2 separate regions of the Mus musculus genome follow, and region 2 is linked to region 1. A link is a loop called in an ENCODE intact Hi-C map of the cell type or tissue named here. Cell type or tissue: left cerebral cortex. All regions are shown on one strand. Each heading gives the region's core, and the rest is flanking DNA. Links, peaks and the distances in the headings are about the cores only.

Region 1 (7,913 bases), core at 2,680-5,179:
CAGGATTCTTAGCCGGGAAGGACAAGTCTCCTCCAGGATCTTTCTAAGTAGGGATTGGAGGAGGATGCAGCTAATTTAGGCCTCTTGCCTGGTCCTGGCCTTATGGTGTCTCATGTAGTTGACTATGGCCCAGCCTGCTCAAGTTAGAAAGGCAGCCCTATTACTGAGATCCTAGCTCACGGGGGTAGAGGGCACGTCATCAGGGAGAGGCCGATAGCAAACATCGAAGCCAGACACAAGCTGGTGCACCATAGAGAAATGACACTGGGGACCTGGACAGAGGGCCTCAAGTTCATACCAAGTGGTAGGAGGGCCCTTTACAGAGACAACTTAAGCTTGGAATCACCAAACAGAAAGATACAGCTTTGCCTCCAGGGAGACCATAGCAGGGTTATACTCTGGGTAGTTTGGGGATGTTGTCAGCCGTGGCAACAGGACGTAGTAGGTAAGTAAGCGGAGCTACTTTAGCATCTCTGAGGATCACTGCTAAATGTCGCCATCGATACGTTAGTCTCCATGACTAGCAAATATCCTCAGTCAGTGACTTTGTGTCTGAGAATCAATGATGGACATTAGTTAAGAAAATACAGTAAATACAAAAATAGGCACACGTTAGTGAGAGCGCCTCCTTCCCAGATTTCCTGAAGCTGCTCATTTGGCAGGCAGAAGGACAACAGAAAGCACACATGGCTTGCCCACTACCACCAGTATCTGCTCAGGAAGAAAGGGCAAAGATGATATCAGGTGAAAGACCACATCACGTTTTGGTAAAGAAAGAATATTTACACGCCGCAACCATAGGCAGAGATGCAGTGTGTCATTCAAAAGTATTTTCTGAGCACCTGCTAGGTAGCCAGAAGCCCTAATCAGAGATTCACCTCATTTCTACTCCCTACCTGTCAACCACACACACACAAGTCAGAGCCACAGTGAGTTCTATTTCAAGGACGCACACCACACTCTCAGTTCAAGGGTTCAAGTACACTGTGATAGGAAATTATAAATAATGATCTCTCTCTGTCTCTATCTGTTGGTCTGTCTGTCTTTCTCTTTCTCTCTCCCTGCTTCTCCCTTCGTCTACCATCCCTCTTCTCTCTCTTAAACACACACACACACATGCGTGTTCATACATCACATATGCACACATTCTAGTCCTCTGTCTCTCTCTCTCTCTCTTTAACAGGTTTTCCTCTTCTAGGAAAGTCCAAAAAAGTTTAAAATCTGTTTGGACTTCAATCCTGCAGGCATAGAAACGGAAGTCAAAGCAACAGCAGCACTTTGGTAATTCTGAATGGGGGGCAGGACTGAGATGGGGTGGAGAGATCACAGAGCTGGGGGCGGGGCTGAGATGGGGTGGTGAGATCACAGAGCTGGGGGCGGGGCTGAGATGGGGTGGAGAAAACACAGAGCTGGGGGCGGGGCTGAGATGGGGTGGTGAGATCACAGAGCTGGGGGGCGGGGCTGAGATGGGGTAGTGAGATCACAGAGCTGGGGGCGGGGCTGAGATGGGGTAGTGAGATCACAGAGCTGGGGGCGGGGCTGAGATGGGGTGGAGAGATCACAGAGCTGCCCTCCACCCCTGCTCTGTTTCTTTGCCAGCATCACCCTTGATTTACCGGTGTCTTCGCCTATGTGATTACAGCAGGACTAACTGAGCAATGTTTTCTGGCTTTTCAACAGCTCTTAGGTTAACTTGCATCTTCCACGAGATCTGGCAACATTGCCAGAGTCATTATTAACCCCATCTTACAAATATTCTGAAGCTCAGATAAGCCAAGGGTCACATGCCGGGAGACAGAGACATGGACAAGCAGTCGGGAGTTGAAGCCACCTCGTCTGCCTGACTTTAGGATCCTGTCTATAATGGCACAGCTGCATCGTAAGCGCTGTGACATTTTAATTGCACATAGCTATGTTTAGAAAGGTTTCATAATGAGAGGAAATGACCCCATTGAGAGACAAGGCAAGGCATGATCAGGCTGAAGTGGCCGTTGCAGCCCTGCCTTCTGTTCCCATCCAGTCCAGGCAGGTGCAGGTCTGCAGGAGAGTAGGGAGCCATGGTCTTCGCTAAGCAATCTGGGAGTCTAGGAACATTAGCATTAAACCATGCCGTATTCTGAGGAACGGGAAGAGGGTTTTGTGCTTTTCTACTCCGAGATGAGTCATTTCTTTGTCGAGTGTATCCACACGGTATGCTGCCAAATGTTATATTGAGGTTTCTATTGCTGTAATAAAACACCACAGCTGAAAGAAACTTGGTGAGGACAGAATGTGTCCCCTCATAGCCCATCCCTGAGAGACGCCAAGGCAGAGAGACTCAAGCCAGGCAGGAACCTGGAGTCAGGAGTCAACTCACAGGCCACGGAAGAGTGCTGCTTCCTGGCTCACTTTCTACGGTTTGCTCGGTTTGAGTTCTTATATAACCCAGAACCATCTGCCCAAGGTGGCCCCACCCTCGGTGGGACGGGCTTTCCCCACCTCCATCTTTAGTCATGAAAATGCCCCCACAGACTTGCCAAGATGGTCAGAGCTTGTGTCAAGTTGATCCAAACTAATTAACACACTGACCTACTAGTTATCTGTTTGATTCAAACTAATCAGCACACTGACCTACTAGTTATCTGTTTGATCCGAATTAATCAGCACACTGGCCTACTAGTTAGCTGTCTTCATCTTGCTTTCAGATATCTTGTTCTGGTATGGCTTGTTAAGTAACCCTTACTCAACTAATGAATGGCCTCAGAGAAGCAACACTAGTAATTCAGACACGGTGTTTATCATCTTCTCTTTATGTGCAGAGGTGAAAATCTTTTTATTTTCTTTTATTTTTTTATGGTTTTCCAAGAAAGGGTTTCTCTGTGTAGCCTTAGCTGTCCTGGAACTCACTCTGTAGACCAGGCTGGCCTCCAGCTCAGAAATCCACCTGCCTCTGCCTCCCAAGTGCTGGGATTAAAGGCATGCGCCATCACTGCCCGGCGAAAATTCTTAATAAAAAAGGAAAAAAAATAACAATGGGTTTGCTGAGGTCTCCTATGTTATGTCATTTTTGGTAATCTCTCATTTAAGTTGAACAGTGTCACAGGCATGCGTATACAGGACCCTGCGAAGGTCTGTATTCTGTATGCTTCCTGGCAGCATCTCTTGGGAATCATTTGATGCATCCCTCAAGAACAAGGGAACGTTACTGTCAGAAAATGTCGACTGTGTTTAATGCTGCTCAGAAGAGGAAGGTAAACCTGGGTGGGCATTTGGGGCTGTGGCGTGTGTATGGGGGACAGTGTGGGGTGTTAGGACTGGAGGTGTAAAGTGTGCAAGGGTTATGGTGGTGTGGAGATCTGCACGGGTGCTGTGTAGGGTTCGTGGGTGTGGGGGGTCCATGTGTGTGGTTGTGTGGGTGCTGTGTGGACTGTGGGAACTGTGGGGTGCTGTGTGAAATGTGTGGAGCATGCAAGCATTATGGCGGTGTGGAGGGCTGTGTGGGTACTAAATGGCAGTGTGGGGTGCAGAATGAGGTGTGTGAAGGTGCTGTGTGAAGTGCATGGAATGTACAGGGGTCATAAAGGGGTAGAGGGCTGTGTGGGTGCTTGCTATGTACAGAGCTAAGGGATGTGTGGGGGTGCGACGTAAATCGGGGTGAAGGAATGTTTACCTAGGGTGATCGGGACATCTCACCAGGAAGGGGAGAGTTGGGAAGCACTAAGCCATGTTCCTGTGAGTGGATGAGCAGAAAGCATTAGAGAGGAAACAGCTCTGTAGTTCCTAAGAGAGCCAAGGGAGAAAGGATGCGGGCAGGCTGGGGCAGGCTGGGGCAGGCTAGCCCATCAGCGCTGTGCCACTAGAGGGCGCTGCGCTCTGGTTCTCCCGATTCTAGAAAGCAGCCTTGGTGCTGGGAAGTATTTCCATTTGTCTGTTCTTTCTTTTCTCACGCTAGATCTGTCATCTACTCGAAACAATAGTTCAGAAATCAAATTTCTAAATCAAAGTGTTTGAACACTTGAGCAGTAGGCTCCCACCCCAGCGCTGGCCTTCGCTCCCTAGATGCTCACTAGATCAATCTTTCCCCAACCTGCCCTCCACAAACTGACTTGGCACTCTAGGGCGCCTTTATTTTCCCTAAAGCTGTCTCCCATCCTTTTTCTTCTGCTGCCCCCCTGGACAGAGTCTACTTGCTTAGCCAACTCATGTGTAACCCCAGAAAGCTAACAACGGAAAGACGAATCTGGCTGGCAGGGCTGGGTCTAGTAAACTGCACGCGGTGGTTGGTTAGAGGCTAGCCATTCCTAGGCCCGTTTCCCCTGTCATAACTCACCTCAGCCATTTGTCCTTTCCTGTACATCTTGCCCAAGTTCATCCAATAAGCATAACCCAGTGTCTCCCATGGACCAACTCTCAACTAAGGACAAGGCCCCCCAGGGGGGAGAGATGGGTTCTGACACTCAGACACTACTATTCTCCCTAAGACCCACCTGCCATGGAGCTTATCCTGGCTATTCAGAGCGCCTGTAAGCTCCTCTGATACCTGGCGTTTGATACTTGGTATTTGTTAACTGACACTGCCATCAGATATTATTTATTTATTTTTAATAATCCATATTTCTTCTGTCTCCCTTGGCTGAAGTTGGGAGAAACCAGGGATTGATTACATGTTAGGTCAGTTTTTAAAGCTCTCCGTGCTCTAGAAGTCATCTGGAACACAGTAATTGCTTATTGGGTAGTCCTGAGTGTTGGCTTCTTAAGAACCTGATTGTCACCTCAGCTTATAAAAGATTGATGGAGTCTGAATTCCTTAACCCATACGTGGGGGCTTTCCTTTAGGCCTCCTCTAGAACACCTCCTTCTGGAAGCCTTCCAGGAGTGCTGATCTTAAGCTGAGGCAGAGTCACCACCCTGCACAGACACAAAGATACACCCACAAAGGGGGGGGGGGTGAAGGGGGGAGGAGAGGGGGAGGGAAAGAAAACATACACTGACTCCTCCTAGGCTATCTGCCCTGTGACTGAGAACCTGGTCTCTGAAGTCCCAAAGCCTGGGCTTGAATAGAGGCTGTATGGCTGTTTCCCTTCCCCCTTGCACCTCGCTTTCCTACCATGTGAAATGGGCTTCATAGTTTAGCCCCAGGGAGGAGGTAAGAAGTGTAGGGAAACAGCAGGCCTGTGGGGAGCAGAAAGAGCTCACTGCCACCTTCTTCTTGGCCATTTGTCACATCTTGGTGCTTCCCCAGGGCTCTGGAGTTGCCCTTGCTTCTCACAGACGCAATAGGCTCCTCCATTATCTGTGACCAAAGGCATGAGTCTCTTTGGAGGGCCGTGACCATCACATTGGCTCTGAGGGAAAACCTGGCAGACCCAGATGTGGTTCCTGATGGCAACAGTGCGGTGGATAACACACTTGCCAAGCAAGCAAGGGAACCAAAGCTTGATCCCTAGCACCCTCATAAAACTCGGCAAACATGGTTTGCCAATGATGGCAGCACTTGAGAAGTTACAGAGAGTCCTACAGCTGAGTTGGTGGGCTCAGGGTTCAGCTAGAGACCCTGCTTCAGCAAATAAGGTGGCGAGTGACTAAGGAAGACTCCCCTCAAAGCCAACTTACAGCCTCTATACCCGTGTATATAAGAACACACAGGAACAACACACATACACACTCAGTGGAAAAAGGCATAACTGGGAAGTGACATCTGCCCACAGTGGGTCCTGTATCACTTGTGTGCTGGGCAACACTTAGCCAACCCCAAACCCACTGGCACATGCCCCGGGCACCATTAGCCTCTCCCTGCTCATCGTGGTCTGGATATGCCGTAGCTTCCCATTATAATTGAATTTCCCTTCCTCCCAAACCAGAGCACTTTGCCCATGAGATGTGGGACACTGTTGGCATTTATAGCAGCCTTATTAATCCAGCCCTGACCCTTGAGCTTCAAGCTCAGCCTGGGGAAACGGCTGCAGTGTCTCTCCACTGGGCCTATTAAAATGCTGGGTTTTTAATTGGCCCAGAGAGATGAGCTAAAAAAGAAAGAAAGAAAAAAAATAGCCAGCTTTCCCATCACTTTTCAGGGTGTAAGTATGACATACAAGTACCCCTGTGTGGTGCCCATAGTCACCTTGAGAAGGACCCTGGTCACCATACACTGAGCCGGTTGGCAAAGCAGGGACACTGGTGGGAGCTTGTGGACCTCTCATGTATTTGAACTCTCTGTGGCTACTCTGGAACATAGGACAAATTCTTTAAAACCAGCAGATAGTTAAATACAGATATTGGCAAAACTGGCTTTTAAAACTTGATGCACAAGGCCCTGGTCTCCATCCCCAGCACACGTACACAGAAGAGGTAGGGGGAGAGGAGAAGAGGAGAGAAGAAGAAAGGGCTCAAATGGAGGAAGGAAAGAAAGAAGTTGGACATACAGGGCTAGCAAAGCTTTGTCTCTGTCCCCCTTGCACTGGAGTGAGTCTGATGCCCCAGTTACTACTCAAAGTGCTTTCTGAATATGCCCTGAAGCCTCCTCAGTCCAGAGGAGGATATATTATTTTTTCCACTTTCAGGTGGAATTATTAAGGCACAATAAAAGGGCATTTTAATCCGTCACCATTCCCTCAGCTCCGCGACTAACACTCTTTTTAAAGACCCCAAAGGGCAAAGTGAAAGGATCCTAGCAGGGATGCCAGCCCCTCCCCTGTATGCCCATCACATAGAGCCTGGCAGGCTGGTCAGTAGCACAGTGAGGAGGGAACATGGGTTGGTCCTGTCACCTGAGCTCATGCCTGGAACTTGTCCCCTGCCAGCTTGCTCCTAGGTTCTTTCCCCTGAGTGATGGGGGCTGAGCAGCCCAAGGCCTGGGATGAGCATTGCGAGGTCTCAAGGCCCCAGACAGCAGGGCCTAGGGAGTGAGTCTCCACCTGAATCTGAGTGTACCTACAACCAAGCCCTGGCTAACCAAGGTGTGAGTGCTGGTGCATCCAAGTGTGATACTGCCAGTCTAGGAGATGCAGTGGTGGCCAGGGTGGCTCAGGTTACAACGCAGATCCTCCTCTTACTGCCCATGCGACCTTGACTGCCTCAGTAACCAGGTTGAGATGGAACGGGTGAAGATTGCTGGGTGCCTCAAACAGTGTCTTCTGCCATGTTCCTCTTGTTTCCGCAGCTTGGAAGGTCCACCCACTCCAGTAATCTCTCTTTCCACCCACAGGGCCTGCAGCCTGTGACCAGAGGAGATGCCGTAGGCCCCTGAGTGAAAACACTCCTAACTGCAAATGCTCAAGGCGCATGTGTTGCTGGTGGCCTCCGGAGCTTAGGTGTTCCAGTAATGAGCCATTACAGGGCATGTAGACTGCTGCCCGTCTGGACTGTACCTCGCCTTCTTTTTATCACCCACACAGAGACCCAGAACCCACAGAATCTTTCCACTTCTTTTATCTTGCCCTTTTTCTTCGATTTTCAGTGGAGACCCTTTGACAAGGGTTGCAGGGACAGGAAGGCATTGTGCAAAACCAGAAGGCATTTAAAATATTTTTTGTTTCCAAAAAAGCCAACCAAATAGAATGAAACAAAACTATCTGCAATGCCGGGCAGTGGTGGCTAACGCCTTTCATCCCAACATTCGGGAGGCAGAGGCAGGTGGATTTCTGAGTTTGAGGCCAGCCTGGTCTACAAAGTGAGTTCCAGGACAGCCAGGGCTACACAGAGAAACCCTGTCTTGAAAACCAAAAACAAAACAAAACAAAACAAAAACAAAAAACAAAAAACAAAACAACTATCTGAAAAATTTTCCCTATAATGCTCTCTGCAGGCCGAGAGGGAAAGAAGGCCTTCACTGGGTGGGCAACCACTTGCTTTTTGTCTGGCTGCTATGAAGGGTGTATGTGTGTGTTGGGGGGTGGGGGGGAGAGAGTGACTTCAGAACATTAATGTGGTTCTGA
Region 2 (7,913 bases), core at 3,380-5,879, 280 kb after region 1:
GCCTGCTTCATTCTGTCTCTCACTCTTGTTTCTTGCTCTTGAGCCCTTGTTTTCCCTTCCACTCCTGCCCCTCATTCTCTGATGAACCCCCACCTACCCCACCCCACCCACCTCACCCACCCCACCCCTATATATCAGCAGCTCATGCTTTGGTCTTTGGAAGGCTAGATGCATTTTCTAGAGTTGCCAGGACACTCTACAGCTCCTGTAGAGTCAGAGAGCAGTTTGGCCTCTGGAGAGGACACATGTGGCTCCCTTCTGCTCCTAACTCTCTCTCTCTCTCTCTCTCCCACTCCTCCCTCTCTCTCTCTCTCCTCTCTTGCCCTCCCCATTCCTCCCTCTCTCTCTATCTCCCCCTCCCCCTTCTCATTCTTCTCTCTCTCTCTCTCTCTCTCTTTCTCTCTCATACACCACATACACACACACTCTTACATATACCACACACACATATACCATACACATATGCACATGCACACACACACACTCTTACATATACCACATACAGAGACACACACACATATCACACAGAGACTTACACACACACACACACACACACACTGTAGGCCGAAAGAAGACAATGTGAAGGCTGCTGTGGACATGGCCTGGAAACCCCCCAAGATGAGCAGCAGGGCTCTTAAAAAGAACATCAAAAGATAGAGGATGGGAACTGGATTTTAGGTAGAAATGAGAAAGAACACCCACGATTCAAGTTTCTTTCTAGCTTTAAGGCACAGCAGTCTCCCCTGATCCTCAGTTGATCCAACATCTGTGGAAGTTGTTGTGCAGAGACCCCTGGCACTGAGGGAGCTAGGCAATGCGGAGCTAGGCAATGCAAGCACACACACACACACACACACACACACACACACACCGGCTGCTCTCGTCCTTCTCCTGTCTTTTAGTCTCAGAGACAGTGCTTACAAGCAGGCCCCGCTTCCCATTGCTGCTTAGCCAAGGCCAGTTTTCTCTTGGGGCTCCACATAGATCCCAGCTTAAAGGTGGCTTATCCCAACCTCTCTCTCTGCTTTACACACACACCAGGCTCTGAGCATGTGTCAGTGCCTGGAGGTCTTCCTCCAGGATGCTCTTTCCTGATGAGGTTCTGGTAATGGCTGAACCACCTCTGATGCAGCAGGTGGAAGAGAAGGCATCTGAGCTGTCTATAACTCTCTCTGCCTTCCAGCCTCTACTTTCTTCTCCTGAGTCCACATCTTCTTGCTTCCCTCAGACACTATGTCTCTTTGAGGCTGAAGAAGATGATGGCACCAAGAGAGGGTGTCTGCCTAGGACTTCAAATTCTGCTCTTCCGCCTGGACAGTTGTGCCAGGTCACATAATGAACACACGCGCCACAGAATTGCTTTCATTTGCCGTGTCTGGGTGCCTGGTGAGGACATCCAGGTAATTGTGTAGGAGGAGTTTCTCTAGATTCCAAGGAGCTACGTGTCCCATCATGGACAGGAAAAGAACCTCACTAGGAGTGTCTAAAGGTTCCCTGAGGTTCAAAGTAAGTAAGCTTGGCATGGTTTGTTCAGAACGTTGAATCAACAGACAGCATGTTCAACAGACAGAAATCGTCCTTGCTGAGGGTGGAGCCCTGGATTTTTAAAAATACACCCCATGGGAATCCCAACAGCGTGGACACAAAGCTGTGCAATTAACCTTGCAAGTCCACTTCTCAGGGTTCATCTTCCAGAACAAGACAGAGCAAAGAGGTGGTACTGGGTTTCTTCCATGGTGTTGCCTGTCCATAACAAACCGCAGCTAACCCAGTGGCCAGTAATGAGGGCTTGGTTAGTCAAGCAGAGCCTCCTCCAACTGATGTGGTCTTATGCAGTTATGAAAAATAGATGCTAGAACAACTGAATATTAGTGGCATGGGGAGATAGCTGTGTTTTAATGAAAGTTGGAGAAATGGGCTTCAAAAGCATGTTTTGAAAAATAAAACCATACTCATAGTCATGTATACATTCACAAATGTAAGATACATTTTTTTCAGATGGGAGATTTTCTTCGTTTTTGTAGTTTCTAATTTAAGTGGTCAGAGAAAAGCAAGCATGCCGCACTTTGCTTTGGGGGTGAAACATAAAAGGTCTGGGCTGGAGGCATGGCTCAGCAGTTGGCAGAGTTGGCTGGTCTTCAGAGAACCCAAGTTCGGTTCCCAGCACCCATATTAGGCAACTCATGACTGCCTGTAGTTCCAGTTCCATGGAATCAATTGCCTCTTTAGGTCTCTATGGGCACACACACACACACACACACAAACACACACACACACACACACACACACACACACCATAAAGAAGCCAACCCAAGTTCTGAGCCCTGAAGGAGCTGCCAGTCAATCTCTCTTGTCCTTAACAAGTGACTTGGGTTTTCTTTCTTCAATTTTCTCAGGTGAAATGGAGGAAAAGCCAGTACTTAGCCCACAACATGGTATGAAGTAAATCATTTTACACAGTGCAGACAGGCAATGATAGATATTATGCTATAGTCCCTACGGACTTCATATACACAGTTGGGCCCTCCCAGAGCTTGTACCTTGCATGCTAATTGGTAGCTTTTAGCAGTCAAGGGCCAGGGGAAGAGGGACAAGAATTACAATGAAAGAAATAAGGGGACATATTCGTTGTCACAGTTCACACAGATATTGTCAAACGAACAGACTCCTTTTAGGGGTCTTCTGGCTGGGAGACAGTTATAGAAGCAGGCACATCTGAGTCTCCTTAGTTACACATGGTTCTGGTTTTCCCCCAGGACATCCAAGAAAGCCTGTCTGATCTGAGGAAGTCTTATCAGAGGGCTGAGGGTGCGAATTGTAGCACCTTGATGCCTGAGTTTCATCACAGGGTGAGCCCTTAGACCAGGGGAGTCCATTTCAGATTCTCATGAACCCTGCCTCAGACACTGGAGATGGACAGCAGGAGTTGCCTGACCAGACCAGGGACTTCTGAGTAAAGACTCAAATGACTTATTTGTTGATGAAGTTTTAGACTCTTTAAATATCCCCGAAGTGAAATTCAAATCTGAGGAAACACGTGCAGGTTAATTATAGGAATAAGCAAGCAGACAAACACATAAGTAGAAGATTAAGGAGTAGGTTTGAGCCATCCCAGGGAAGGCTCTGACAGCAGTTCATTTAACATAGTACAGGGAGACACCTTCTTGACTGTAAAAGCTCACATGTTCTAAGCCATGTGGCAGGCCAGGGACAAGACAATAGAGCATTACAAACACGGGCTTTGGGATTGGATCTGGTGTCGCCATTTGGTAGTTGTGAGGTCTTGGCCAAGTTTCCTAATCTTACAAGATCTCGCTTTGTTTATCTATAAAGCAGAGACACAAATAGTATCCACATCCAGGCTAGTGAAGGAGAAGACACGTGACACACATGAAGCTCAGAGCCTGGGAGCTATCAAAAGGACAGGTCCTGAGAATGATAGATGCTCTGTCCCGGAGGCCAGGCAATGACACGGGAGGACGCTCTGGGGAGAAGGCTAACATTATGTCTTCCTCTATTTGCTCTGCCATTTGGGTGTAATGCCGCTGGAGGGAAAGAGGAAGGGTCTGTCACTGTTTCTGGAGTGTCTTCCCAGCATTCAACTGCTGTCCTTACTGGTCCAGAAGTCTCATGCTTTGCAGAAAGAAGACCTCACAGTACCTACCCATGGGACAGTCATGCATTTTTAGAGATCTGATATCAGCTTACCTACCAAAAGGATGAACCTCACTACTAGGGATTTTCACAAACAATGGTTCACTTAATTCTCTGGATCACATTGTGAAATGAGCATTTGGTTCTCTTGCTTAGAGCATGGTACAAAGGCACAGGGCAGGTGAATAACCATAAAGGCAGAGAAAACCAAACAGGTGAGAACTGACCTGTGCACTGGGGGTCAACAGTGGGTCACATGCAGCACAGACAGGGAGCAGAGAGGCCAGGCTTTGTCACTAGACTTTGAGTTTCCCTCTTACTCCTAAGATAATTACGATGCCTTAGATTGCAGACTAATGGTTCTGGGCCTCATTTTCTTCATGGGTAAAGTGAAGAAATCCAGCCACTTCTAAGTGCTGCTTCAGGACTACACAGCGGGGATGCAGACACAGTAAAGTCAAGTTCTCATTTGGGATGCAGGAGCTTTAGGTAATGGGAGATGCTGATGTCCCACCAGCTATGGTTACAGTAGCAGAGGCTCACACTTTACCTGTCCTCTGCATTGGCCTTTGGTGGGGGCTCTGAGGGCTTGTCCTCCTTTCGACACATGAAACACAAATAGCATCCTAGGTTTTGAAGAGATTCTTGGTGTAGAATCGGGCTGTGATGGGGGAAATCCCAGAAAGAACTAGTTTAAAGTCATTGCATTATAGTTTTCTCATCTGCAACAAGATAGAATACAGTCTCGGTGCTTGCCTCCTCTCTACAAATGGCTCCCTAGAGAGACAACCAGCTCTTGCCTGGTTCTTCTACCCTGCCTAATTAGCAACACTCACAAGAGCCATGTCTGAGGTATTTGGGGACTGGGTGCAGGGACGATGTCTGTGCCCCAGGGAGGGGTTGGTGGAAGTCTAGCTGGGGTGTTCACCATGCTGAGGGTTACCTTGGTGTTCTCTGTTTTCTGGTGGCTAATGAGTTTAGGAAGAAATATAGGTCAATACCGCCCTCTGGCGGTCTTTTCTTTAAAAGCAGGCAAGAGATTCTTGAATGGAAGTTTTAGGACAGACCAATGGTTTAAGTAAGGGCAGGAGACTCAAGTGAACGTGTGGTGGTCACAGGACAAGACAAAGAACATTTTATTAATGAATCACACCCTTTAGGGAAAAAAATCCCTTGTCTCTTTGCCGTGGCATAGTAAGTACTTGGTTGGAATGAAGTGGAGTCTATAGGAGGCAGCCGGCCATGTTTAGATTGCTGAATTATATTCCTATGGTTGTGTTTTCTGAGTGTCTTGGTGCTGTTTAGCTTCAGAGCTTCCAATTTCTCATTCCTAGAATCTGCTGCAAAGACTGAAGGAAGTAACACAGCCTAAGAGGCCACACATGAACAGAAATCATTCTGCCCATGACTTGCTTGGGCTTGGCTGTCTTCATAGAGCTCCTAAGACTTACACCTCACCTGGGGTGACTGTGTTGGTGCTGTTTGGCTTATTTAGTATGTCTTTCAATTGTTGCTTTTTTATTTTAAATGTGGTTAGCTTAAAGATTAAATTCTGGGAATCTCCTGGAACCGGACCATCAGTTGTAAGTACCATCTGCTATGAGTAGTTAATACAAGTTCTTTAGATCGAGTACTGTTCTGGGCCCGAACTCACCCAATTTCATAAGCAGACATAAAATAACTCCCCCCACAACAATTTTCTCACTGGAGTTATTAAGAGTCAAATATAAGAAAAAAAAAAACCCAGCATGGTCAATTGTGCTGCTTCTTATAAGGGTTTGGGCTATGAACCCTGACTACCAAAAGGATTGCAATTACAAACTCTAAAGAGATGAAGTAATATAAATCACTATACAAGGTGGAATGCTGTCTGCTCTGGGAGTTTGGCGGGCTTCAAATTTCTTTTTCAAGAGGAGCCTAAAGTTCCTGCTCCAATCTTGCCTTCTCTGTCCTCCTCCCCCTCCTCCTCTCCCTCCTCCCCCTCCTCCTCTCCCTCCTCCCCCTCCTCCTCTCCCTCCTCCCCCTCCTCCCCTCCCTCTTCCCCCTCCTCCTCCCTTTTTCCCCCTACTTCCCCTCTTCTTCTCTCTCCTCTCCCCTCCCCTCCTCCCATCCTCCTTTCCTCTCTTCTCCTCCGCCCCCATCTCCTTCCTCTTCTTCCTCCTCTTCCACTCCCCCTCCTCCTCCTTCCCCTTTACATCATCACTTTACATCATCATCACTATCCCTCTGCTCTTGACCTAATCCATACTCTTTGATCTAAAGCCAACTCTGAGGAGAACCCCTTGGGAAAGAAATGCTAGATTGAAGCTGGTACCTTACGCTCCAACAGACACTCAACCTGGGCCTCACTCCTCTCCCCAAATAGTCACCTTCCCAAACCATCACTAACATGAGCCAATGGTAATTTGCAGAGGAAGCTAAGGTATGTGTATGTACAGAATACAGTCACACATCACATAATGCCTTCTGGTCAAGGATGTGATTCGTATCCCACACACAGCGGCAACTCCATAGGCTACAGTGGAGCTGAGAATCCCTCCAGCCTACCTATGTCTTATAGCTGAGATAATGCCAGAGAGACACATGCCCTGTGTGTTTGTGTGGTGGGTATACATACAGAGCTCTGCCTGTCATCTGAGCAAATATTACCCACAGTATGTACAGCACATAATACTCAATGGTAAACGACCTTGTTATGTTTATGTACTGTACCATGCTGTGCCTGTATCCACGATTACACAGTGCACTCTTCCTTATACAACATTAACTGTAAAGCAGTGTGCACTGTGACACCAGCAGCAATCTCCTATATGTTGGCCACTTTCTCTCCCTCTGTTGTCCCTCCATTGTGACAAGAGCCATCTGGAGTGATTGGGCCAGGCCATTTAGGGTTGTGACAAGCTCACTCATGAGATTTGCACAGTGACAAAATCTCCCATGTGGTTTTTGGAATGCACCCTGATTGTTAAGTGCCACGTGTCCATATCTGTGAGGTGCTGGGTGCTGAGTATTCCAATTCTTTAGCCTAAATTTCAGATTGGCTACAAGTCCTGTGATGGGAAACTCGCCATGGGCCACTTGCTCAATTAGCTTTCCTCTGGGGAAGGGAACGTAAAGTTATTCCGGGTCTGTGACCTCTGCAATCCTCTGCTTTGGCCAATGGAATGGAGCAAGACAGTACAGCTGGACCAAAGACAATCTGTATCTGCTTCCTAATGATGCAGTGATTATTGGGTCCTTACCTTTGCTTCCAGAGGCTTCCCTGGATAGTGCTGTATCTGTAGCATCGGCTACAGATGCCTGCATGCCTGGGGGTATTGGAGTAGTTGAATCTGGATGCATGCGCTTGGGTACTTCTGAGCAGGACCAATTCTTCCTTTCTCCTCAGTGTCTGAGTTGCAGCCCATCCTTCTCAGTGGTCTCTGGAAAATATCTTTGCTTAAACCACCTGTAGAGAAGTTAGGGTTGGGGGTTCTATGTGTCTATGTATGTGGGGTTTCAGCAACACAGCTACCAACAGTCATATGCACAATGATAATGTCAGCACCCAAGCAGGTAGCCATCCCTTCATATCTGAAATTCCCCATCTGTGGAGTCAACCTCCCATGGATCAAAATATTCAGAAGAAAGTCGTGCCTGATTATATGTAGCTTTTTCTTATAATTCCTAAAGTGAAATGTATAACAACCCTTTCTGTAGAATTTACAGGCATTACAAAGGATCTGGAAATCATTTGATATGTGTAAGAGTGTTTATTATATGCAAATGCTATGGCATTTTACACTAGGCCTACTTAAGCATCTGTGTCTTTTTTTTTTTCCTCTTATTTTTTTTATTACGTATTTTCCTCAATTACATTTCCAATGCTATCCCAAAAGCCTCCTACACCCACCCCCACTCCCCTATCCACCCATTCCCATTTTTTAGCCCTGGTGTTCCCCTGTACTGGGGCATATAAAGTTTGCCTGTCCAGTGGGCCTCTCTTTCCAGTGATGTCCGACTAGGCCATCTTTTGATACATATGCAGCTAGAGTCAAGAGCTCCAGGGTACTGGTTAGTTCATAATGTTGTTGCACCTACAGGGTTGCAGATGTCTTTAGCTCCTTGGATACTTTCTCTAGCTCCTCCATTGGGGGCCCTGTGATCCATCCAATAGTTGACTGTGAGCATCCACTTCTGTGTTTGTTAGGCCCCAGCCTAGTCTCACAAGAGACGGCTATATCACGGTCCTTGCATCTGTGTCTTTTAGTATTATGGTC

The links. Peaks named below come from ENCODE experiments on the same cell type or tissue, not always from the same donor. Only the 100,000 strongest peaks of a DNase experiment are listed, where the experiment ranks them.
Region 2: a loop joins it to region 1, with 3 times the contacts of the local background. A loop is called at or near these places in 13 of 42 quality-filtered maps.

Annotation. Positions count from the first base shown.
Region 1 is chr11:33,930,624-33,938,536 of GRCm38, forward strand. It overlaps Gm36395 (a long non-coding RNA gene), which reads left to right and starts at 1,505. Exons shown (of 2, transcript XR_381158.3): 1 at 1,505-3,711; 2 at 7,184-7,332. It also overlaps a transcript of Kcnip1 not described here. In left cerebral cortex, for the core only: a CTCF peak has its summit at 3,849 (motif pointing right); no DNase peak of the experiment used is centred there.
Region 2 is chr11:34,208,454-34,216,366 of GRCm38, forward strand. No RefSeq gene overlaps it. Among named protein-coding and RNA genes, the nearest start is that of Foxi1, 4.3 kb to the left of the region's middle. In left cerebral cortex, for the core only: a CTCF peak has its summit at 4,666 (motif pointing left); a DNase peak (open chromatin) is centred at 4,658.